Regions from separate parts of the Homo sapiens genome. Here regions 2, 3, 4 and 5 are each linked to region 1. The links are chromatin contacts, found by Hi-C or POLR2A ChIA-PET in ENCODE. All regions are on one chromosome and are shown on one strand. Each heading gives the region's core, a stretch centred on a gene start or an enhancer-like site at or near the end of the contact. The rest is flanking DNA. Distances are from core to core; before and after follow the strand shown.

Evidence for each region. Hi-C counts contacts between places; a loop is a spot of excess contacts on that map. ChIA-PET counts read pairs that join two places held with the same protein, here RNA polymerase II (POLR2A). Pooled maps may share reads with other maps.
Region 2: a map of B cell shows a loop between it and region 1 (6-fold over the local background). The contact joins the promoter of GCA here to the promoter of TTC21B in region 1. A Hi-C loop is called at or near these places in 2 of 168 maps with a recorded cell type or tissue (B cell and naive thymus-derived CD4-positive, alpha-beta T cell) and 13 of 50 pooled maps.
Region 3: a map of CD8-positive, alpha-beta T cell shows a loop between it and region 1 (20-fold over the local background). The contact joins the promoter of GORASP2 here to the promoter of TTC21B in region 1. A Hi-C loop is called at or near these places in 2 of 168 maps with a recorded cell type or tissue (CD4-positive, alpha-beta memory T cell and CD8-positive, alpha-beta T cell) and 8 of 50 pooled maps.
Region 4: a pooled map shows a loop between it and region 1 (12-fold over the local background). The contact joins the promoter of IFIH1 here to the promoter of TTC21B in region 1. A Hi-C loop is called at or near these places in 1 of 37 single-sample maps with no recorded cell type and 8 of 50 pooled maps. POLR2A ChIA-PET finds 5 or more read pairs at or near these places in 1 of 52 experiments (activated B cell).
Region 5: a pooled map shows a loop between it and region 1 (9-fold over the local background). The contact joins the promoter of BBS5 here to the promoter of TTC21B in region 1. A Hi-C loop is called at or near these places in 5 of 50 pooled maps.

Annotation. Positions count from the first base shown.
Region 1 is chr2:165,949,984-165,955,517 of GRCh38, reverse strand. It overlaps TTC21B (tetratricopeptide repeat domain 21B), which reads left to right and starts at 1,742. Exons shown (of 29, transcript NM_024753.5): 1 at 1,742-1,833. The coding sequence starts at 1,813. RefSeq lists an enhancer at 978-1,727 and a silencer at 1,492-1,891.
Region 2 is chr2:162,341,078-162,345,959 of GRCh38, reverse strand. It overlaps GCA (grancalcin), which reads right to left and starts at 1,828. Exons shown (of 8, transcript NM_012198.5): 1 at 1,685-1,828. The coding sequence starts at 1,711. RefSeq lists silencers at 1,522-1,601, 1,842-1,991 and enhancers at 2,020-2,189, 2,042-2,271.
Region 3 is chr2:170,926,807-170,931,527 of GRCh38, reverse strand. GORASP2 (golgi reassembly stacking protein 2) reads right to left here and starts at 2,275. Exons shown (of 10, transcript NM_015530.5): 1 at 2,125-2,275. The coding sequence starts at 2,187. RefSeq lists a silencer at 1,797-2,496.
Region 4 is chr2:162,317,311-162,322,738 of GRCh38, reverse strand. It overlaps IFIH1 (interferon induced with helicase C domain 1), which reads left to right and starts at 4,055. Exons shown (of 16, transcript NM_022168.4): 1 at 4,055-4,884. The coding sequence starts at 4,432. It also overlaps a transcript of GCA not described here. RefSeq lists enhancers at 2,823-4,022, 3,591-4,140 and a silencer at 4,171-4,260.
Region 5 is chr2:169,476,991-169,482,078 of GRCh38, reverse strand. It overlaps BBS5 (Bardet-Biedl syndrome 5), which reads right to left and starts at 2,585. Exons shown (of 12, transcript NM_152384.3): 1 at 2,467-2,585. The coding sequence starts at 2,525. RefSeq lists enhancers at 2,312-2,651, 2,662-2,771.

The sequences.
Region 1 (5,534 bases), core at 493-2,992:
AATAAAGGCTCCTTGAAGGGGAGGTAGAAGATAAGGCTTGAAAAGACGATGAGGTGAAGGGTCATGGATATCAGACTCAAAAGTTTGTAGCTAGTAAAAGTGAGCCGATAAAAATGTTACTGCTAAGGAACACATCGATTTTTCAGGAAAGACAAGAGTTTTTCCTGGCCTGAGATCCAAAATAAATTTCTTACATGAGATCTAGTAAGGGCACAGGGCACACCAAGTCACCGTGAGTGTCAAAGCAAATCTCAGAGTACTTTTAATCCAACAAACATTTATGAAACATCAGGCTTGGTGTTTTGTGCTAAATAATTCAACCTTAGAACAGAATTCAGTGAAGAGAATACGAGGCTAAATTAATATGACTTTCAAGATCTCCAAAAGGTAGGTTGATCATCTGTTCTGTTAACCATGATCCTGAGATATTTCCTTACAGATGAACTTTTCTCTTATAACCAAAGGTTTACAGTTCAAGATTATACACTTCATTGAGCACCCTGGTCCTGTGGTATTCTTTGCTGTATACCAAGTGCGGATTAATCCGCAGCTTTGAAAATCAAAGAGATATCACCAGTTGTTCATCACCACAGACATTTAGCTGGACTATAAATATTGGAAAGAAAAAAAAGTTGCTCGTGAAAATACGTGGTGAATTCCTTTAAAGAGAAACCGGTGAGAAATATTGCTTCACCTTAAAGCCTAGGATGGTAGCTACCGTTTTTCTCAAGACTGTCCTTACATAACCTATTGGCATGGGGAAAAAGTCAATGTTTATAAACTCCTTAAGAAACTTAAAATCTGGAAAAGGCAACTACGTATCATGTCAACTAAAGTAAGATAATTAACACTAGGATCAAAATTTGGAATCCACGTGAAAGATTCTGCAAAGATCACTTAAATCTCAGACCTTATGCACTATTTTAAATATTTATTTAAGCAGAAATAGAAAATCTTAGTCTATTATATTTCCATTTAATTTCCTGGACTTAAGAAATCTATGTGTGACTGATTGAGTTGCCTAATGGGGTGCAAACATAAAAATTTGCATTGGGATTCATTTTATTCTCAGTTTAAAATCAGTAGTATCATTGAAAACAAGACACTAATTTTCTGGAAGTTTAATTTATTTGTCCCTCTTATTATCGGGGCTGGTAAAAAAGGGCTAATTGAACACACATTCTAACAAAGATTGCAGCAACGCCTGCAAAGACGGGCCCAAGCGCACCGTATTTCTGTTAAGAACGTGTGATTTTTTTTTTCTGCGCCACCTTGTGGCCGTAAAACAACTTGCCCACGTGAAAGTTGACCGCTTTTTCCCGCGCCGGCAGAGCCTTGCTGAGAGCCGCACTGCGGGAATCCGCCTCCAGACAAACGTGCAGAAAATGGTGTCTTCCTTTACAACCAGTGACAGGAAACAGACTTCCCCTTCTTCATACTCCGTTTCCTTTATTCCTGAATTCCATTTCCTCGGCCCGCCCACCCACTGTCCTCAGACAGCCGTTTCCCAGTGTGACCTCCTTTTCCAGCTGCACTCTCCGGCGGAGGCCCTTTTCCCAGCCCGGACCCTCCCGGGCGGCCCTCGCAGCCCTCACCTCCGGGTCCCCGCCGCCCCTGCTCCATTACAGCACGATCCCCGCCACACAGGCCCGCCTCTCCCTCCGACAGCCAATCGCGGCGCGACCCCGCCCCTCCCGCTGGGGCCCGGGGCGCTAGAGCGCTCCGGGAGGCTAGGGGAGCTGAATTCTGCGTCTTCCTTTAGGCTGCGGCGAGACAATCCCCAGAGCCCCGCGGCCCGGCCTCGGGGCAGCCATGGACTCGCAGGAATTGAAGGTGAGCGGGTGAGCGGGTGAGCGGGTGAGCGGGCGGGCGGGCGGAGTTCCTTTGCGGCCTTTTGGCCCGGGGGCGCGGAGGGAGCTCGGGTGGCTTCGCTAGGCCGCTGTTTCCCTGCGGTGCCCCGGCTGCTCGGGTTGCGGGGTGGGCCTGCAGCCTCTGCTCACGGCCGGTCTCCGCGGGCCCTGCTGGGGAAGCCCAGGTCTGGGCAGCCCGCCCGCTCGGTGTTTCTGAATTGCTGGTCCCCATGCTGTTGGTTGTGTTTACTTTTGTATCATGTTTACTAGGAAAGCTTGGGTTACCTATGACACTGCGCCTCCGGGTGCGATTTTTAAGGACTTAAGGCAAACTAGTGTCAGCTCCCACACTGGACAGTAAAAAGAGCGCAGAAAGATTATATGAAACCCATTAAAGACGTAAGACTTAAAAGTGGAGGGGTCGTTATTTTAGGGTGATGGTCTTCTCTGTTTATCACTGACTCATTCATTCAGCAAATATTAATGACGGTCAACTTAAGAAAGGCTGATATAAAACAGTTAAAGACATGAGGCTTGAAAATAAAATAACTTTTCGGATGTTGGTCTTCTCTATTCATTTGTTCACTGAATCACTCGTTCAGCAAATATTTATGAAGGGTTACTGTATGTCCATTAGAAGCTGGAGATAGCAGTGAGCAAAACTGAACAGTTTCTGCCTTCTCAGATTTTACAGGCTAATTAATGCTGGGGAAAAACCCTAATTCAGTTGACTCAACAAATATTTACTGAATGCCTCCTATGTGTCTAGCACTGTTCTAAGCACTGAAATAATAAAACCAAGAAAAACTCTTCCAATCTTGGAGCTTACATTTGAGTAGGAGGAGTCAGACAACAAGTAGGTAAATGAAATGTGTATCCTGTGAGATGGTGATAAGTGGATGGAGGACAATTTGGCGATGTAGGAGGTTAGGGAATGCTGAAATGTCTTGTTTTTCTGCCTGAAGTTTTACATTATCCTCTGTTCTAGCTATCCCCCTATATCCTTACATTTTTTTATTCCCTTAAATGTATTATTTGCACTGCCACCCAAATGAACATTTTAATAAAAACACTTTAATGTAAAATGTAAAAATGGGCCTCCTCATTACTTAGACTTGAGGTTCAAGTCCAAGTACTTAATATGAGGCTTTTCACCCCACCTTCGTCTCCAACCTCATCATCCAATACTCTCTGTCTCACTTAAGCCTCCAGAGCAGAGAATAGCAAACTTTCTCAACAAAGGGCCAGATAGTACACATTTTAGACTTTATGGACCGTATGGTCTATCACATCTAATTGGCTTGTTCAAAACAGCCATAGACAATACTTAAATGAGCATGGCTGTGTTTCAATAAAACTTTATTTATGAACACTGAAATTTGACTTTCATGTAATTTTCATGTTATGAAATATTTCTTTTTTTTCCTTGACAGCTGGAAAATATAAAAACCATTCTTAGTTCACTGGCTGTACAGCCAGCCAGCCAGATATGGCCCACAGAGTGTGGTTTGCCAAACCCTGCTCTAGAGTATGGAGTGGCTTTTAGTCATCTTCATCACCACTGCCATCCCAATGTACCATTGATGACTTGTTATCTGTGTTGTTGCAGTTCCTCTTCCTAACTCCTGTACCTTCCTCAAGAATCATGAAAAGGAAATAGGAAGAGCGTGTACGTGTGTGGAGGGAGAATGAGGGGTTTGCAATTCAAGAGTCAGCTCTGAAATCCTCCCCAATAATCTTTCCCTTGATTTTAGTCATCCATCCTCCCCTCACACCACATTCAGTTTTCAATGCTGTCAAAATGTTGCTATCCCACATTCCCAAAGGAGTTTATAAGCTCTTTTCTTACATTTACTACATTATATTTCAGTTAGTCTTCAGATTACAGTCTCATCTGAAAAATGTAGGTTTTCCGGGGGGACAGGAACCATGTCTTACTCATTTTTCTATTCATAGTAGCTAGCCCAGTGCCTGGGTACTAGTAGGCAGTCAGTAAATGTTTTGGATTGAATAACCTAACCTGAACCAAGGCAGTAGCATTAGGTATGTTTAGTGGGAGGTAGACTGGAGAAATAGAAGAACCTACTAAGTGGTTAGACTTAGAGAGACTGGGCAAATAGGAAGGGAGGATTCATGAGTAGCAGGGTAGCAGGTGGAAAATGGAAATATGAATCTGGAACATAGACAAGAGGTCTTGGCGCAGGACACATTTTTTTTTTATTCCATTAACATATGGGATGCAGAGGAACTTATTTTTTTCAGAATAGAACTCTTATACTATGATATCTTAATTAATTCTCACAGTGACCTGTACATTTGCATTACTAACAGCATTTTATAAATGAGCAGACTGAGGCGTTGTAAGAAGGACCAGAGATTCTTTTTGCCTTTAAATTCGCGTCCTTTTTATGGTGCTATGCCACTGCCTTTCAGGAGGATTATAGATGCTTAGTGATAGTGTGCAGAAGTCAAGTAAGGTATTAAACGTGTCCTTAGTTGTGGCAAAGTAAGAAGTCATTCTGCAACTTTAGGGAATGGAGCATTGGAGGAAAACTGTGTTTCACTGAAATGTGTTGTGGGGGTCTGGAGATGGGGTATGGAGCACACTTTTAAGAAACATGGCTAAAAAGGAGGTTAGGGAGCAGTGATCACAAGGAGGGAGGCAGAGTAAAATTACAGAGAACAGTCGCCTAACTGATCTAGAGAAGTACATGGACTATAGCCCTCCAGAAGCAAGAGACTATATAAAACAGAGCTGTCGGACGGGCGTGGTGGCTCACGCCTGTAATCTCAGCACTTTGGGAGGCCCAGGCGGGTGGATCACTTGAAGTCAAGAGTTCAAGACCAGCCTGGCCAACATGGGGAGCCCCATCTCTACTTAAAAATACAAAAATTAGCCAGGTGCGGTGGGGTGTGCCTATAGTCCCAGATCAGGAGGCTGAGGCAGGAGAATCGCTTAAACCTAGGGGGCAGAGATTGCAGTGAGCAGAGATTGCGCCACTGCACTCCAGCCTGAGTGACAGAATCTCCAAAACAAAACAAAACAAACAAACCAGAGCTGTCTAGATACCCTTAGATTTCAATCCTGTCACTTAGTCACCTGTATTTCTCACTGCTACTGAACAAGCTGTAGAGTCCAGGTAGGTAGGTATGGGGTGGCCCAAACTGCTTTCTGGTGAATCAGGTGTATCCTAGTGATGGTGGGAAAGTGTGGTTTCTGTCTTTGATGAGGTTAGCAACCAAGCCTTAGACATAATCGTAGGAAAAATGGTAGACAGCACAGGCCCATTTTTATTCAGAAGTTAGTAGGTCCTGATAGTAGTTTTGTCTTGTATATGGAAATAATATAACTTTGGAAAAAGCTTAAAGACAACGATTTTCATTGAAAAATAGTTTATTTATTCTTAACTGACAATTTATTTGTCGCAGAACTCAAAGCCGAGTAAGATAACATTTGATGATATGTTGAAGAATTAAATTTGTCATTACTTTGTAATGCTGTAATAAAATACTGGATATTTTAAAAAGAAGATTTTTTTTTTTAAAGAAACCTATGGTCTGGCAATGGAAGCCTCTTGTCTTTTTTTTTTTTTTTTTAGTTCCTGTTTATTGTCTGCCTTTCTGTTTTCTAAAACGTTCAAGAAAATGTGGGCAAAGGAAAAAAGGTGAAAGCAGCCTCATTTC
Region 2 (4,882 bases), core at 579-3,078, 3.6 Mb after region 1:
ATAAAAGTATACTATCAAAACAATTAGGTCTAGCAGCTGACATTTTATATTTTGTTAAAAGAATATAAGAAACATTAATAAGGCATGGGTTTCCTTTAACAGGATTTATAAACGTCTCAACTATCTTATTAATATTCTCCTACTAAAGAAATCATGTAAGTTTTATCCCAAAATTTTATCCAATGTATCTTAAAATATTTCAATTACATTTTTTAAAATCAGTGCCTCTAATCTATATATTGCTTCAGCTATTGAGGGTACTTCTCTTTCCGGCGATTAATAATGAGCATGACAACAGCTGAAAAGAGTTGTTTATTTTAAATTCATGGAAAAGGGGATTTAAATATTCAAAACACATACAGACGTTCTCTTTATTGTGTCGTGGAACTCTCCATCAAATTCAAGCACTCTGACAAAAGTGGGTAAGGAAGCACCAAATTATTTGAATGAAAATGTATTACTCTTGCCACCTCACTCTACCATACATATATGAATTCAGAGCATACCAAGAGGAGTAAATATACAAACTTCTAACAGATAGCTTCAACCAAATGAAAATACGTATACGCTAGGGACGTTTTTAAAGACCCACAGGTTTATGCTATCTTGATTAATCTTCGAAGGGGCTTTACTTTCCTTAGGTACCTTAAACTTCCTTCCTAAATTTAAGGACTGAGGAGGCATAGGCATTACAAAGTGGACGGTGCCAGAGGGGATTGAGGCAAGTCTTAAGGAAAGCAAATCAATTTTAGGAACAAGTATGTGTGGAAGTTGAGGACCTGGAAATTCATATCCTAAAACAACAACAACAACCACAACCACAACCACCACCACCACCACCACCACCACCACCACCACCACCACCATGAACTCCAAGGGGTAGGAGTAACTCTTTTGAAGACCACAACCATAGCCCAAAGTCAAGTCCTATATTAAAATCAGTAAAACACAATTTCTCTTTTTAGGTAAAAAACAAATAGAAAATATATTATATTCTACCCACACCGCAATGGATCAAACTACTGTTAACTCTGTTAACACAGCGTGTAGATCACTGACATCGATACTAAAGGTTTGGGCTCCTTTCTGAAAAGAAGGGGCTAGCCACCAGGACTCTACGATTATAACTTGCAACTCCCAAAGGTGATGCAGGATAAAAGTTATAACAAAGAGTAACTTCCCCCCGCCTGGGGGCGAGCGGGGGAGTCTAGAACAGATTGCCCTTCGTATAACAGTAAAGATTAGGAGTTATTTACCGTACACCTTAATTTATTCATAAGGAACTTAAAGAACAAGAAGTGGTCAGGAAATTCAAAAAGAGGATCTCTAGCAACACTGAGTGGGGGGCGGGGGAGGGAAGTACCACAAACGATTACTGGAACAAGAAGAGGGTGGCTTGTTCCTCCATTCCAGGAAATAAATTTCCAAACACACATTACTCCCTCGGCTCCACCAGGACGCTCCTCGAGGGTCCTCAACGACCAGAAAACCTGCGGCTCCAAGTCAGCCCAGGATCAATGCTCGCCCAGGCCCTGGCCCCCAACAGCCCCGGAATCCGGCGCCGCCGAGTACCAGGCGCGGACGCAGGGAGCAGGAGCCAAGGGCGGACCCGCACGTTGGCACCGCCCCCGGGGGCGCCACACCCCGCGAGGAAGAGGGACACGACCAAGCGGCTGGGACTCACCCCTCCTCCGTATCCCGGGTAGGCCATGACGAGCGGGACGAGCGGAGCGAGCGTCACCCTCGAGTCGCGTCCGCAGTGCTGGGAGAAAAAGCACAGGCGCAGGTGCAAGGAGGCGCAGCTGCAGGTGAGGCTGAAAGGCGCACTAACCGCACAGTTCACTCCTCCGAACCCGCCCCCTTCCGCAGGCCAGCCCCGCCCTGCACGGTTCCGATTGGCTGAGTCCCACACTTTGGAGCCAACTCAGCTGCAGTCCGCCCCTTCCCGCAGCCTAGCCCCACCCATCTCTGCCCTGATTGGCTACACCCCATCGGGAGCCCTCCAGTCCCTGCTCGACTCTTACTGGCTCCCTCAGGTTCTCGCGCGCTCTCCTTCTAAATCCCGAAGAAGCCTTGGCTGCTGCAACGGAATTCCCACTCTCTGTGGAAAGGTCTTCTACAAGCCTTCAACTCCTCAAGTTACTTTTCTTTCTAGAAACCCCAAACCGGCAAGTCTGTGACTTATTTTAACCAGCCCTCCACGCTTTTGAGCTGGACTTCAAAGACCCATCTGTGAATTTCAAAATTTTGCAGTTACATTTACTTTTGTGTAGTGTTGATGTCACATCAAAACTTTGCAACCAGGACCACACCTGTGGTCCAGGAGGAGTGCTTCTGCGCCAAAACCCACTTGAGGCCACATTGGACGAACAGGTTATTGATTCTGTTTGGTAGATAAATGGTGACCTGAATTGTGGCATGTTGGCAAATAAACAGGATATCTAGTTAAAGTTGATTTCCAAATAAACTTTTTTAGTGTAAGTATGTCCCAAATATTGCACAGGACGTGAACATACACTAAAAACTTATTTGCTGTTTATACACTGATAATATAGACGGTGTCCTGTATATAATCTGACTCAGCCTTTGGGCAAACTCTTGTTAAATGTTCAATTACTTTGGCTTATTAAGTAATAGCAATGGACAAGTCTGATTTATCTCTGGAACTCAAATGAATTTTGTAGCTCTGACTTTAAAAGGACAAGGCAGCTGTAGCTTTGGCTTATGAACAAATGAAAAAACCAAATGATATTATTTTGAGTTATCTCTGAAGAACAAGAGAAGGGCTAACATGTTTCTTAAAAATAAGGCTATCAAAAAAATGTTAACTATTCACAAAGGAAATCAGCCTTGCAGAGCTGAGTATCTGTTGTTCAGCTATGCTACAGAAGAGGATGTTGGACCTTGTGAAACAATTCTCAGAGGAAACAGCAGAGAGAAAGGAAGATTGCCGATGTCCTAGCTACTCTTGGGAAAGTGTCTGTAAGTTCCTTCAATGCTGTAAGAAATACTTAAGCCACTAAGGTTAAATTATTGGCATAAATAAATAGAGGGGAAGGGTAAAACCTACGTGGCAAAAGGGAAAAATGCATGGCTTATGAAGGTATCAAATGATAAAGCGCTAGAAAGAACAAACCATTGCAAAATTTTATTCCAACGGATTAACTACATATTCAAAGAACTGCTTAGGAAGGATTGAGTGTTTACATTTACAATGTTAGTCTGATTCTGTGGTCAAAATTTTTGTGCATCTTGTTTTCATCAAAATAGCCTTATTGATGCAGCTGCATTTGTGCAGTTGGGAGTTAAGGCCCCATGGGTTTCTTGCCTTTCTGCACATTTAATTGCAAAGATAGTATTTCCTGCCAGGGCAAAGTTTGGGTACGTTTGCTAGCAGCCTTCTTAGGACTTTCCTAAGCTTGGAGTTCTTCCAGTTGCATAACAAACACAGTGCATGTACAACACCCATCTGGCAGCTCCTCTTCGCCTTGTGGGACTTCAGAACGAGGGGAATCTATGGAAGTATGAAGCTCATGGTGCCTGTTGTGCTTTGAGTAATAAAGTTATTTGTCTCAGACTCAGGAATCTCACACATTCTGCCAACTTCCATGAAACTGTGGCACTCTACTTGTTTGCTTATAACTAGGGTAAAATATCAGATCCTTCATAGTTCCTGCCAATATATCTCTTAACTTAGAGAAAGGGCTACCAAAGAAAGTTCCTACCATGAAGATGCAGAGGAGGACTTTGAACAACACAGCATCTCTCTCTCTAAAACTAGTGTTTCAAATTTTAAATATTCTAGTATAAAAATTCAAATAAGGCCATAGAGTTTTTTTTAAATAACAGTAATGTTAATTTGCCTCCATGAGTCAAGTTAATACTGTATGAACAATAGCATTTTATGAAAATGTCATGTCTATTTAAAAAATTTGCTTTTTAAATATTTTTCTTTTAATAAAATCCTTCTTTACTTTATAAAAATAGTTATAGAGTGAATACGACGTACTAGGCATTGTGTGTTGTGAAGTGTTATTTCTCAAAACAACTCCATCAGGTATATGTTATTATTCCCACTTTACAAATGTGAAAAGTAAGGTGGATAATTGTATTTCACTACCCACAAATGCAGTTGCATAGTGACTAGCAAATCTGAGAGTATGGCTGCAGAATGTGGTTTCTTAAACATTGTATGTCCCCTTTTCTCTCCATCCCCAACCATAGTGCTGTATTTCAGAATATAATAAAATTGTTTACACCATAAAAGAAAAAAGGCTTTAAAAGTTTTTAAATGGCAGTAGAAAATATAACTAGAGAAATAGCCAAGGAAACACATTGTTTTGACCAAGATTAGCCAATTTAATTACTTCTCTTACACAGGGTACATCCTTTCTGGTGACTATAAAGCTTACAGGATTATGTCTAACTATGGAATTTCTTCTGAATCTTGGTGGCATTGGTCTTATCATAAGTTTAGATATTCAATTAACCAGCACATTTACCAGTAAAATGTAAACAATAAATTAACTGCAGTTCTTTTTCCTATCTGTTGCCACCTCATTTTCTCTTTCCCACTATATGAATGAGGGAGAGAAAAGAGTCACAGCTCCTCAGCAAATTTCAATCACAAACCCAGAGCCTACTTGCCTCATATAAATCATATATATATATATATATATATATATATATATAAAATAAATAAGACATACCAGCTAATGGAAACCAACATTAATGGAGTTTATTTTATATCACTAAGAAATTTCATTTAGATAGAACAATTCATTTACTCAATAATTATTTATTGAGCATGTATAATGTAACACTATTTTAGATGTGGAAAACATACATCAATAGGAGGGGAGGAATGTCCTTGCTTTTTTGG
Region 3 (4,721 bases), core at 1,026-3,525, 5.0 Mb before region 1:
TAGAACTTGTTGAATATGGGTGATTTTATTCAAAATTTTCCTGCCACAGTTACTCCAGTTTACAAGCTTGGTAATCTAACAATGAAATATATCGCTGTCCATTTAGGCAATAACAAATGAAAGGAAGACATTTTTACATGTTAAGATTTAACACAGCACTTTTCCCTCTAAAAACAAAGATAAGAAAACCAATTACAGAATCAGGGGCAGAGGGTCTTAGGAAGGCAGACACAAAATTCTCCTAAACTAGATCATTACTATTTTAAAGCTCTCTTTAGTAAAAGTCTAACTAAATAAGAATTATTTCATCGTGTGCAACATTAATGCTCCAGATGCAGATTGGTAACTAAGGTTGTCCCTAGTTTTTCTAAAAATCAGATGTATAGATTAATAACACATCTGCACTACTGAATATGTATGAATGCTGTTTCACTTGACTGCACTTACATAAAGAAAATACAAACTCATTTTATGTCGGAATGCAGTCACTAAGTTGGAATCCTTTTGATGTGTATGGCTTTCTTTCAAACACGCGACTTTTTTTTTTTTTTTTTGCTTATTAACACTAATGTGTTTTACTGAGTTTCCCTGAGTGCATGTATTATAAAAATATCATGAATCCCCAAGGATTCATGACCACAATCGGTCACTGTGAGAAACAGCTGGTAATACTGGGTAACATCCCAGGGTAGAGAACTCAAAATCAGACCAGATAATAGAAAGAAAAGCACAGCTTTCACCTCACATTTGGGAACTGACAATTCTCCTTCCATTTCCTCTCTCAGTGTGGCTCTTGGGTGTTTGGTTAGCAGAAGGGGATAGGAAGATAATACGGTTTATTTATAGGCTCCCTTTTCCTTTCGGGGAAAAAAAAAATCACCCTTTCCTACTAAGAGTATGGCAGAGGAGGGATTTTTAGTGTAATGGAAAGGCAATAGACACGATAATCCGGAAGATCAGAAAGATGATCTGTCTCAGCCCTATCACATAGACAGCTGGGCAATTTAAGAATGTGTCTCACCTAAAACATGGGACCCAGGGCAGGAAATGAAGGTAGCACCAGGAAGTGCACTCTCTTACTTTCAGTGAAAACGTTCTTGCCTGTGAGGAGCTAATATTGAGTGACACTCTATTACACCCCTAAATGGCGCTACACGCTGCGGCCACTCTGTTGACTGTTCATGTTAACACTCACACAGGTGTCACAGCAAACAACCATCAATGCTACTTCTAAAGTCGCCCGGTTCCATGAGGAAAAGACCACATGCTTTGTACCACCCAGGCCCAGGCCGTTCATAGGTAGGGGCTTAGCTGACGCCTTTTGAGATACTATGTTTCTCTGCGTCCTGGAAGTTAAGCTAGGGTTGTTTTCCTTTATATACTCCGATTTTTAAAAAAAATTTCTCTGCACTACCTCTTTACCACTGTGGATCTAAACCTTATAATCTAAACCACACCCTCAGCAATCGGAACAGAACGGAAGTTCCCACTCCAGGAAATCTTGAGAAGGTTTGGGAGGGTCAGGAGTGGCACGGGAAAGGAAAAGTCTGGTCAAAATCAAGTCTGTTTAAGTCCGTCGAACCTACTTCCAGGCCATTTGGTTTTCCGTCTCCTGCCCTGCTGGTCTTTCAGGCCACTCGGCCGGCGCCGAGGTGATTTAACACCTGCCGCCGCAGGCCCCGCCTCCGGACTGCGGGTCCGGATCCCTCTCCTAGGAAAGCGCAAAGGCTGCCTTCACAGTCACCACTTTGGAGACGTTGCCTCCGCGCCCTTCCTAACTTTGGAAGCTAAAAATGAGGGGGGGTGGAGGAGAGAGAAGGCCGTGCGGAAAAAGAGCAAGGTTGTCCCCCCTTCCCAGGGCCGCCCCCTGGCCGAGTCGCCGGCAGCCGCCTCCAGCTCCAGCCCGTCCTCCTACAGCCGCGGACCCCGTGCCCAGGGCGCTCCGCGGAGGTGGGATGCGAGCGGCCTCCGGAACCAGCCTCGACCAAGGCAGCGCCCGCGACCGCCGCTCCTTCGCGGGATCGGGCCTGGCTGCCCCGTGAAGGAGCCCATGGGGGCCTCCGCCTCCCCGCGGCCGGCCCCGCCTCCAGCCCGCAGCTCCCCGGCCGCCGTCGGAGCCCTTACCCGCAGAACGTGGTAGCCCTCGGTGCCCCCGCCCGGGATCTCGACGCTTTGCGAGGAGCCCATGGCGGCGGGCGATCGGTGTGGCCGAGCCGGGCTCCGCGCTGCTCCCGCCCCCAGCGCACCGCCTGCTCTAATCCTCCGCGTAGCACTTGGGACGTGGCACTCGCTGCCGCCGGAGAGCCGGGCCGCACAGCCCGCCGGGAGATCGTCTCTGCTGCAGCCCGGGCCGCTGCGACGCCGCAGACAGCGCCACCTGCCGCGAGCCACTGGAAGGGGCCCGAGCGCTCGCGGGCCGGGAGGGCGGAGAGGGAGGGCCGGAGGAGGACTGGGAGGCACCGCGTCGTGCTCGCGAGAGAACAGAAATGCGCTTCCCCCAGCTTTGGCGCCTTGCTACGGGGCCCTGGATTGGACTAGATTTATGCAGACGCGTTCCCGCTCGCCTGAAAGAACACATACTTGGTTGCAGGTCCCCCTGGTGGCCAGAGGCGGGGAAAGGGCTGCTGATGAACAGGAGCGAACTCAACACACACCAAGCTCTCTGTTCTCCGGGTGTGTAGGTATTTTCCCAAACTGTACAGCTGAGGGGAATAGTGGCCTCCTGTGGGCTGCCTAGCATCTGCTCAGCTAAATTTTATAAAAGGAAACGCTCCCTTTATAAAACAGTAGTCTCACAGAGTCACCTACCAACTTCTTTTTTGGTTTGGGTTTGTTTTTTTTTCTTCCTCCCTAATTGTGAGAATAAGATTAGAGGATTGGTCATAATCAGAGCGATGCCAGCGTGGGAAGCACGGTTGGATTTCCCTGGCATTCCACCACCTGCTGCTGCTCGGTTCCCCGTCCTACCTCCTTCAGGTAGCCAGGTCGTATTCATGCTTATTCCGTTGTCGTATTCCGTTGCTGCTTTTGCCCCTTACGTGTACTCCCTCTGAAACCCCTAGTTGCTTTGTGGTCAGTTGGACTGATGTTGCGTCAACCAGGTATTATGTGGATTCCTATGTGATGCAATGTAAAGTACGTGCTATCGCCCATGAAGTATTCTAGCCCAAGGTGGTTAACTTGCCTCTATGGCATCTTGAGTTTGATGTTTACAGGAAGTAAGGGGAATTGAGGAGCAAGTAAAATGACACCACAGGGAACCAGGCAAATACAGGAAGTGGGCCTTCCTTCAGGACAGCTGGCCAGTTCTCTTTGTCGAGTCAGAGTCCTATGAAAGGGCCTATGCCAGATTAAAAGGAACCCGAAGAATATAACCAAGAGACACATTGCAAGGGCTTGAGTTGGGGGCCAACTTGGAGAAATAAGCGTAAAGGACATTTTTGGTTCATTTGGAGAAATTTGAATATGTACTGAGTATTAGAAGAGTAGTTATTCACATGGAAACGTGGAAATTATTGTCTTTTTTAAAAGCTGGTTACAAGACGGGATGTGTCTGTAGACAAAATGAAAAACATGTCCTCAAAATACAGATTAATATGTATGTATGCATATGAAGATGTGGGAGGAGAATATGAACCAAGGGTTACAGTGGTGATCTCTGGGTGGTGACAGAGATATTTTATTTTTTGTTTTGGCTGGTTCCATATTCTATGATGCTCATGAAGTGCTTTTGTAATAAGAAAATATTATTTAAAATTTAAAAATAATTTTCTTTGCTATCGGTAAGTGAATAGCAGATTTTTAGGAGGCCTAATAAATCCATAAATCCATAAATGAAATCTCCAGTTATTAGGCTCCTCAAGGACAGGGTCTGCAGTGGAGTTGGCTCTATGTTCTTGATATTTACCAGAATGCCTAGCAGCTAATTCAACAAATTAATACATTTAATGCAAGAGAATAAATGGAAGAACTAGATCTAATTATAATGTTCTCATTCTGCTTGGCAATTATAACCCTCTTTATGATGGAAGCTGCTGCCATGTTCAGTGGTCAAAATTTTTGGACCAGTTGTCTCCCATATGTCTGATGGCAGCCGCGGCCTATAGAACCCAGGCTGTGGATCGTTGGTGGTCCATGGGCAAGTCCAGCCCTTCCTTAGAGCTGTAGTGTATGTTTCAGCCTCATGAGTGGCTGCTTGTTATTCTCCACACAAGCCATTTACTTTCTTACCTTCTTGATTTTATTCATGCTATTCTCTACTTCTGGAATGCCCTTCCTTACATTTTCCACTTAAAAAATCCTAACTTTGAAAAAATCCTAATCCTTTAAGTCCCATCTCAAATGTTACTTATTTATCCTTAAGGTCAGTGTGACTCTCTCCTTGCCATGAAACAGTTCCTTCATTTCTATGACATCATCGTCATCATCACAGGCCTGTCTTCCACCATTCGTGGTCCATTCATTCAGAGCAAGGATCATATTTTTTTTTTCCTTCCTTCCTTCCTTCCTTCCTTTCTCTCTCTTTTCTTCTTTCTTTCTTTCTCTCTTTCTTTCTCTCTCTCTCTCTCTCTTTCTTTCTTTCTTTCTTTCTTTTCTTTCTCTCTTTCTCTTTCCCTCATTCCCTCGCTCCCTCCCTTCCTTCCTTCTTTTTTTTCCTTTCTTTCTTGTGAAATGGGTCTCACTCTGTCTCCCAGGCTGCAGTGCAGGGGTGTGATCACAGC
Region 4 (5,428 bases), core at 2,806-5,305, 3.6 Mb after region 1:
GAGTTCATGTCCTTTGTAGGGACATGGATGAAATTGGAAATCATCATTCTCAGTAAACTATCGCAAGAACAAAAAACCAAACACCGCATATTCTCACTCATAGGTGGGAATTGAACAATGCGAACACATGGACACAGGAAGGAGAACATCACACTCTGGGGACTGTTGTGGGGTGGGGGGAGGGGGGAGGGATAGCATTGGTAGATATACCTAATGCTAGATGACGAGTTAGTGGGTGCAGCGCACCAGCATGACACATGTATACATATGTAACCAACCTGCACATTGTGCACATGTACCCTAAAACTTAAAGTATAATAATAAATAAATAAATAAATAAATAAATAAATAAAGTAAAATAAAACAATTACAATCTAGCCTTTGAGGTAAAAGTACTGTTTTTCACAAAAACATTTGCAGGTAACTGTTTTTGAAAAGACTTTAAGCTATGGAAGGAGTACTTGAAAAATGAATGTTCCAAAACTTATCTATTGATACGTGACTTTCATTTTTTGCCAAAACTGCTATGTAGAAAAGTTTTTATATGTGAAAACTTAAAAACCAGAATTTTAATTGAATTGGTGAAAGTGATTAGGAAATTATTATCAAGATTTAGTGAACTTAGCCATAATTTTTTTTCTATTTTAGGCTTACTACTATTTTTGAAATAAAAAGCTACGACAGTATCCTTTTAATAAACTTTCCTGCTAAATCAGCCTATCAGTTTCAGTTAAATGGCTGAAAGTCTTGCTTAAAGTCTCAGTTAAATGGCTAGCTATTATATAGTGTTTATATGTATGTGTGTATATATATATATATATATATATATATATATATATATATATATATATATATGTAACTAAATTTTTCCTTTATAAATTGTGCATTCTTTGAAGACTAGCACCGCACCATCTCTTCTTTAATTTTTATATAAGCGTAGTGGGCTGGAGTCACATATTGGGCACATAAACATGCCAGGCTGGTGCTAGTGTGTTACAGTCTATCCTTAGAACAAACTTCTGACATGATACCAGAATCTTTCCATTTTACAACTGATGTATTTGAGGTGATTTTTCAAAGCACAGCAATTAAGAAATAGTATTGAGATGTGAACTCAGACAGCCTGAACTCAGAGTCTCTGTGCTTAACCATACCCCACACTGCCAGGTTAAGAGCATCTAACACTTTAAATTACACAAAGCAGGCTCATTATTGATACAAATGAGCAAACAAGTAAAGGAACAGAACAACAATTCCAGGGTTTCTCACTAAACTAAAATTATTGTCATTTTCTTTGAAAAAGACATTATTGCTATGCATGGTCGTTAAATTGTAGTGGCAGCTCATATTGTTACTACTTCTTAAAAACTCAAATGAAAAGTTGCATAACAATGGGAAAATACATAGTTCAGCAGGATCTCCTGCCTCAAAAGAGAAAGGAAAAAGAAACTTACATTTGGGAACTGGTGAAAAGGATTAAAATGAAACCTAGTAGAAGAAACTTGACAGAGGAAAACAATTAATTACTCAAGTGAAAAACAGAAAATAAACTAAATCATGATGCAAAAAATATAGATGAAAAAAGGATACATTGTGAGAGATTGTGTCTTGGCTTTTGTTTCCTTAACCTCCTTTCTCCAAAAAGGGTCCCATCAAGACTATGGGAGATTCCTAAAAAAGAAGTCCCTTCCACCCACACCTAATCCTCATCACTCAGACCTCATCCAGCAGAGAGACTCCTACTTGTGAGAAAATATGAATTGTTATTGTTGGGTATTATGTGATGCTAATAGGGTTAGAGGAGGATGACTATTTGGGAAATCAACCTGTGAAACTGTAATATACATTATTATGTAGATTTACTATGGTCTTCAGGGCATTTATCCTCACCTGCACATTGCATATTTTTTAGTCATTACTTACCATCTATCTTCCCACTCCCATTAGAATGTGAACTCCATAAAAGTAGGAGCTTTGTTAATTTTATTAACTGCACCTAGATCAGTGCTGGTCATGTAATAGATACTTAATAAACATATTTTAAATGACTAGATGATACAATGAATGATATAATTTGAATGCCAAATATTTAAATATCTTTGGTTTAAATGTTTATTATTTGAGAACAGGTCAAATACCAAACATTTGATCCTTTCTCTTCCAGAGCAACAATTAAGTGGTATGAAGAAAATAACATTAACTGGTTCCCCATATTCAGTCAGCAACCCCTTCTCATTCCCCCATGTTTGAAACCAAGAAACAGAAGGATAAGTGCCAGGAAAAAGAATGTTTTTTGGTTTGTTAGTTTGTGCTTTAACATGTTGAATAAAACCCACTGGCAGCTGGGGGATAGGAGTATGTTTTTGCAACAGCCTTAAAAGATATTTTCATAGACCCAATACTTAAAATTAATAATTTGAGTGCTTTTGTAGAAACATCTAATTGGATTATCCTCTATCTGGGTACAAGGTCATCTCCCAAAATTAAGTGAAAAAGGAGTAGGGTTCTGTGAAGAAACAGAAAAGAACAGTATAAATCAGGCCTACCTGCAAGCCCAAGGTTTCATTTACTTCAACTTTCAGTGTATTTAACATTATGCCAGCTGCTATGGTCAACTCAAATACAACTCCCAGGAGAGATGTCATCAAGAGCCCACCAGTTGTGAGTAGTGTACTAGTTACTATGTAAATATATCCCTTCTTCAAGCAGCTTACAATCCTTCAGGGGTAGAAAAAGCCTTGCTACATAAGATAATTAGAGAATAAAATAAGACATGTTACCATAAAGTGCTCATTTGGATATTTTGTATGCCCCTAGTAAACACTCACCAAGACTCTGTACTTCTATTATCCTGTTCAAAGCACTATCAGGTTTTCCTGGCCTACACAGACTTTATTGAATGTACTTTGCTAACAGATTATTTTTCCTAAATATGTCTCTTTGATAACCTAAATGATCTCTCCATCCTTTATATAATTCTGGACCATGAGATTCTAGTTATGGTGCGTATGTGCCTACCACCCACAGTCACATGTGGCTACAGAATGCCTTCAGAATGAGTAGTAACCTTAAGGACTCACATTTATGTGGCTTCTGTACCAAAATGAAGCTGCCATTTTTCAGTGTGAATATGTTTTTTTTCTCTCATGACATAGACAAATGTTGATGTTTACTACAAGTTGGTACATTAGTTGCTAATTAAGTTCCTAGCTGCTCCAGCCAAAACTTGCTGTATTGAATCCAAGAAAAGAATGGCAGCTATATCAAAAATAAGTTGTTGGGGGATTTTTTTGTTTTGTTTTATTAAAGGAAAGTTGTATATTAAAGAATATAGGGAACTTACAAGCTGGGATCTAGGAAACTTTAAGTCTTGGCTTCCTTCTAAGCTGAGTTGGTGGTTCAAGTCCATCCACATCTGTTACCAGGTCCTGGTCAAAGCTGCATAAATACCAGCAATCTAAATATGAGGCAGTAAAGTTAACTGTTTATTGTTACTCACTTTTTCGAACCCACCTCCAAATTCCCAGGGAAACAAGTTAGTGTTTGGGAACCCACAGGAGGTCAGGTTTATTTTAGGAAGGACTTCCTCCTGTCTTCTCCACATCTCTGCAAAGATGTCTTCTGAGCTTCATCTCTCACCTGTCCCTCGCAGTCTCACCACCCTCAGCCAGGCCTGCCTACATTCACCAGCCGAGGGTAACTCCCTGTTCACGTCCGGGTCTGTGGCAGTTTCTGTTCACTTCCCCTTTGGAAAGTCCCAAATCACATGCTTTTATGCCCTGCACATTTTGGCCTACAAAGGACCTTATTGTTAAGGCAGAACCTGCTGGGAAAACAAAATATCCGCCGGAGGAGCTTTGCTAGAGCGTTGGTCTTGGTGTCAGAGAGAATTCGCTTTCCTTTTCTGTTTCCCGCGGTGTCCTTAACCAAAGGCCTCCTCTCTTCACCCGCCCCGACCAAAAGGTGGCGTCTCCCTGAGGAAACTCCCTCCCCGCCAGGCAGATTACGTTTACAAAGTCCTGAGAAGAGAATCGAAACAGAAACCAAAGTCAGGCAAACTCTGTAAGAACTGCCTGACAGAAAGCTGGACTCAAAGCTCCTACCCGAGTGTGCAGCAGGATCGCCCCGGTCCGGGACCCCAGGCGCACACCGCAGAGTCCAAAGTGCCGCGCCTGCCGGCCGCACCTGCCTGCCGCGGCCCCGCGCGCCGCCCCGCTGCCCACCTGCCCGCCTGCCCACCTGCCCAGGTGCGAGTGCAGCCCCGCGCGCCGGCCTGAGAGCCCTGTGGACAACCTCGTCATTGTCAGGCACAGAGCGGTAGACCCTGCTTCTCTAAGTGGGCAGCGGACAGCGGCACGCACATTTCACCTGTCCCGCAGACAACAGCACCATCTGCTTGGGAGAACCCTCTCCCTTCTCTGAGAAAGAAAGATGTCGAATGGGTATTCCACAGACGAGAATTTCCGCTATCTCATCTCGTGCTTCAGGGCCAGGGTGAAAATGTACATCCAGGTGGAGCCTGTGCTGGACTACCTGACCTTTCTGCCTGCAGAGGTGAAGGAGCAGATTCAGAGGACAGTCGCCACCTCCGGGAACATGCAGGCAGTTGAACTGCTGCTGAGCACCTTGGAGAAGGGAGTCTGGCACCTTGGTTGGACTCGGGAATTCGTGGAGGCCCTCCGGAGAACCGGCAGCCCTCTGGCCGCCCGCTACATGAACCCTGAGCTCACGGACTTGCCCTCTCCATCGTTTGAGAACGCTCATGATGAATATCTCCAACTGCTGAACCTCCTTCAGCCCACTCTGGTGGACAAGCTTCTAGTTAGAGACGTCTTGGATAAGTGCATGGAGGAGGAACTGTTGACAATTGAAGACAGAAACCGGGTAGGTGTCTGTTCAGATGGAGCTAGCCTTTTAGGCAGATTTTGCAAAGCAGGCTTCCTTGTGCGTTTGCCCCTTTCCAAATGTGCTTGACCTCTTTGGGCAAATCTAGTTTCTTCCTTTGAGAAGACAACATCTAGGCACTTTAAGACAATTTTAAAAATTTAAACACAAAAGAACTACTTTTCTAATGTTTTCACTGAAGTAAAAAGGAGTTAACTCTAGAATCGTAATGTGTATTAACAGGTAACTTTTATTGAACACTTACTATGTGCAGTTGGTATCATTTTCAAAATGTATTACTACAGTTCATGTTCAGAGTAACCCACTGAGGCTCCTAATGTTATTAACTCCATTTTACAGATGAGAAACCTGAGGCAGGTTAAATAATTTGTCCAAGGTCTCCCAGGAAAAACAGTGGCAGAGCTAAGAATTTAGCTTGTGATAGTGTTGAATGTTTTTCTTATTTAATGTAGTTCCATGGAGCAGGGGTTAGTAAACTACGGCCCATGGGCTAAATCAAGCCTGCTACTGTTTTTTTCAGGCC
Region 5 (5,088 bases), core at 1,336-3,835, 3.5 Mb before region 1:
CAGTGGGGCCTGGAGTGACCAGGGCCATCTGGAGTAAGCCAGATTGGTAGGAGGTGTTGAATTTTGAAAAATAAAAGGAAAAGAAAAGAGAGTCCATGATTAAAGACCAGGAATAAGAAATGGTAAGGACATGGGAGAAGGCTGGCCAAGCTTGGAAAGAAGGACCATATTGGGAGGTAGTGAGAGAAATATTGTTGGATAACTAAGGAGGAACCAGACTATGGAGAACTCAGAATGCCAGTCTGATAGGTTTAGGCCTTATCCTGTGCACAGGAGAGAACCTCCAAAGGTTTCTGAGTAGAGGAAAGGACATCAGGAAATTATAGAAGGAATGGTTAAAGAAGAGCTGTATGAAAAGCATCTTTGGAATTTGACAAATAGATACAGGTGACAAAAGGAAATAAGAGCAGCTTGCTGACAGACAGAATACATTCTACAGTGTCCAAAAAAAAAAACCTAGCAAAATATCTAAAAGAGCCTTCTAATACACTCTTCATAAAGCCAACTCAACTACCTATTGAAAATACAGATATGACCATATCATTTCCCTGCTTAAAAGCTTTCTATATCTTCCTGCTGCCTAGAAGTTGAAGTCCAAAATCCTGAGCTAAAAATGTTACAATCTGGCTAATTTATCTATTTGTACTTCCAACCTCTCTCTGCAGCAGACCCTGCCTTTAGCTAATGAGGTTACAGCTCCAAGACTGCTTCTAACGCTAAATTCTTTTCTTCTTTTCTGGAATACTCTCCTCCTGTCTACCCTGACAAGGCTCTGCCCATTCTTCAGGGAACAACTCAAATACTATGAATATTTATTCTTCTTCAAGGACTTCACCAGGTAGAATAAATTGTTCTGTTTCTATGAGTCTCAGCTTTTCGCTCATTTTTTCAGAATGGTATTTACCACATTTATTATAGTGGTTGTCTGTATGTATCTCCTGCACTAGAACGGGGGGATATGAATATCATTTCCTATTATTTTCTGTCTCTAGCTATCGGCCCAGTAACTAGCACGTAATAAAACATGGATAAATGTTTACTAATGTTACTGAAACGGACTTTTGTTTGGATTAAGAACCCTACAAGAAAGACAGAAAATGTCGCCGGGCGCAGTGGCTCACGCCTGTAATCCCAGCACTTTGGGAGGCCGAGGCGGGCGGATCACCTGAGGTCAGGAGTTCGAGACCAGCCTCAACATGGAGAAACCCCGTCTCTACTAAAAATACAAAATTAGCCAGGCGTGTTGGTGCGTGCCTGTAATCCCAGCTACTCTGGAGGCTGAGGCAGGAGAATTGCTTGAACCTGGGAGGCGGAGGTCGCAGTGAGCCGAGATCGCGTCATTGCACTCCAGCCTGGGCAACAAGAGCGAAACTCTGTCTCAAAAAAAAAAAAAAAAAAAAAAAAAAAAGAATGACAGAAAATGTCATAGAAAGTGCGCAATATGTTACTACAGTCCGTAATTTTACGAATTCCTTTCTCTTTCATCTTCTTAAAGGGTCTAACATGTTAGCATTAGATATCTAGCTATACTTAACCTGAGAAATTTATCAATATTTCATTTTTCCATCTAAGGAGGTGAGGTCCATGATAAGGAACGATTCCATCTAAGGAGGTGAGGTCCATGATAAGGAACGATTCCACCTAAGGAGGGGAGGTCCATGATAAGGAACGATAAGAAGTAGCTAAGAAGCTCCATGCCATTAATCCAGGAATCTTAGCTTTAGCGTTTCTCAACACTTAGTAACCCAACCGGCATTTCCCGCCCTGGATTTTGGAGTAGGAGGTTTCTAACCACTTTTTCTTTACGATACTTTCCAAAAACATGGTTTCTATTTAATGTATGATAATTTCCAAAAACAGGTTGCAAAAGAAGACTCCTTCTTGTTGGTGACTGATATGAATAACTAGATGAAAGCTTACCAAGGACATAAAGTTTGCGCGGTTAGTAATTTTTGACGACTGCCTTACTCCCACCTCCCTTATTTTACAGACATGAGGATTCTAGCTTGAATGATGAAGACATCTGCTCAAGGGCCCACACTGTGGGTCGATATTACACATCTACTTTTAGAACCCTAGTTTCCTGAGTCCCTGACCTACGTTCCTTCCATGAAACTGAAATCCCAAGCTCACGTGGGTGTATACGGGACGCTAAGCCCCGGGTGGCCCCGGTCGTGCTCAGGTTCACATTCCTGATCCGTCCCGCGGGCCAGGATGGGGGAACCGGAGGTCGCATGGGACCAAAACTGTGTAATGCCGATGCGCTCTTGCCGCGGCGCCGGCCTCGAGAGGGCCACAGTGGCCCAACCAGCCTGAGGTCTCTCGAGGCGCGGACGACCGGCGCAAGCCTCCCACCCTCACCAGGGCCGCGAGCTGCGGAGGTGCAGTCTCCGCCCGCGGGTCCCTAACGCGCACGGCGGCGCCCTCTACAGGGTTGAAGATCCCTCGGGAATCTTGGAAACTCACTGCGCGGACAGGTCGAAACGGACATCCCGATCCTCCCAAAGCGCATCCAGCACCGACATGGTGAACAAGGCCCGTGGCAGGATCTCTCCACAGCCGTGCAGGCCTAGCTGCGTCTCTCTGGCTCCAAGGCAACGGGCCGCCTCTGTCACGACGTCTACGGCGGGCGCCGAGACTCAAGCTTCCGCGAGAGTGCGCGCGCGTCGCCCAGCTCTTTCGCGTCGTTAAGCCGATTTGAGATGCGAGGCAGGATTTAGGAGTCTCTGAGAAGCCCAGCTGTGTCCGCCAAGGGGAGCGTGCCTGACCTCTGGGCGACCTTCCTTGCCTCCAAACAGACATCCTTTAGCCATTTTACCCCTCTCCTTATTTCTCTTCACCGTCAAGAGATTCAGGTTATTAGCCGGGCATGGTGGCTTCTGCCTGTAATCCCTGCAGTTTGGGAGGCCGAGGCTGGAGGATCACTTGAGGCCAGGAATTCGAGACTAGCCTGGGCAACATAGCGAAACTTCATCTCTACAAACACAAACAAACAAACAAAACCAACCCAAAATTAGCCAGGGGTGGTGGTGCACGCCTGCAGGCTCAACTACTCGGGAGGCTGAGGCGGGAGGATCTCTTGAACCCAAGAGGTGGAGGCTGCGGGGAGCTATGATCGTGCCTCTGCCCTCCAGCCTAGGTGATAGAGATATAGGATCAACAGGTTCGTATGCCTGCTGTGCAGTAACAAACCCATTACACGAAGACAGCAGAGTTTGCAGCAGGGAAAGAGTTTAATGATTGCAGGGCACCTAGCAAAGAGATGGGAAGAGATCCTCGAATCTATCTTCCCAAGAGTTCTGGGCTGAGGTTTTTAAGAGGATCACAGAGGGCGAGGGGCTGGAAAATTGGGGTCCTTGATTGGTCGGAGTAAGGGAGATGAAATCATCAGGATAGGGAAGCTGCATTCTTTGCTGAATCAGTTTCTCACGGGTTCCTCAGACCAGCTGGCATCAGTGGGATCCTTCAGGCCAGCTGAGGCAGTAGTTTCATTGGTATGCAGGATCTGAAAGACTATCTCAAAGGGAAAACTGAGTATTTCATAATGTTCAAGTTGTTCTCTATAGAGCAATAGAAGGGAACTATAATCTTGTGACAGGGTCTGCATGATTCTAGGACAATAGGCACCAAACAACTCTGAGCAAGCAGGTCAGAGAGGAAGCTGACCTCATGATTAATGCCGAATTGGCTGCAAGCTTGGTTTATTTTTGTCCCCTCCCCCACACTTTCTTCCCTGATTACTTTTATAAATTTTATTGGGATGGTTTTAGAATGAGGAAAAAAGAAATTTAGAGTTAAAGCTTCAAATTCCTTACCTGGGCCTAGCTCAATGTGGCCCTGCCTATGTCTGCAACCTCCAACCACCCTCACTTCTGGCTGCTCTCTTGCCAGACAGGGCTCAGAGACTTTGGAGGGCCCCCTTCCTTTGCCTGGAACACTGTTTCCCCAGACCTCTGCATAGGCCTGCCCTTTGTCACTTAAATCTCTGCTTGGGCTGGGCGCTGTGGCTCAGGCCTGTAATCCCAGCACTTTGGGAGGCCGAGGTGGGCGGATCACCTGAGGTCAGGAGTTCGAGACCAGCCTGGCCAACATGGTGAAACCCCATCTCTACTAAAAACCCCAAATTAGCTGGGCACGGTGGTGGACGCCTGTAATCCCAGCTACTCGGGAGCCTGAGGCAGGAGAATCACTTGAACCCGGGAGGCGGAGGTTGCAGTGAGCCGAGATCACACCATTGCACTCCAGCCTGGGCAACAAGAGCGAAACTCTGGCTCCAAAAAAAAGTCAAATCAAATCAAATCAAATCACATCTCAGCTCACATGTCAACTCCAGCAGTCCCTGATCCTTCTGCCCCACCTGCTGTGAACAACCCGAGGACAGACACCTGATCTATCTAGTTGACTGCTTTGAACAATACCCAGCACAGAGTAGGACCCAGTAAATACTTCTTGAATGAATCAAAGTCCCTTTTCTCAATGCATGACAATTATTTAAATTAGTGGTTCACAAAGACTGATCTGGATCCCTACAGGGGGCCCACAAGGTCAAACTATATTCATAATAATGTGAAGACATCATTTGCCTTTTTAACTCCCATTCACATATAGTGGAGTTTTCCAGAGGCTATATGATTTTGTTGTTGTTGTTGTTGTTGTTGTTGTTGTCTTACAGGGTCTCATTCACCCAGGCTGAAGTACAGTGGCACGATCACAGCTCACTGTAATCTCAAGCTCCTGAGCTTAAGTGATACTCCCGCCTCAGCCTCCCGAGTAGCTGGGACTACGGGCATAGTCCTGGCTAATTTTTTATTTCATTTTATTTTATTTGTAGAGACAGGGTCTCTCTGTGTTTCCCTGGCTGGTCTCAAACTCGTAGCCTCAAGTGATCCTCCTGCTTTAGCCTCCCAAAGCACTAGGATTATAGGTAAGAGCCACCATACCCAGGCATGATGATTGAATGTGGAAGCAGGTATGAGAATCCTGGTGCCTTTTACTAAACCAGGCATTAAAAAAAATTGCAAAAATGTAAAGCAATGTTCTCACAAATTGTCTGGAAAATATAATTATTTTTTAAAAATGCTATATATG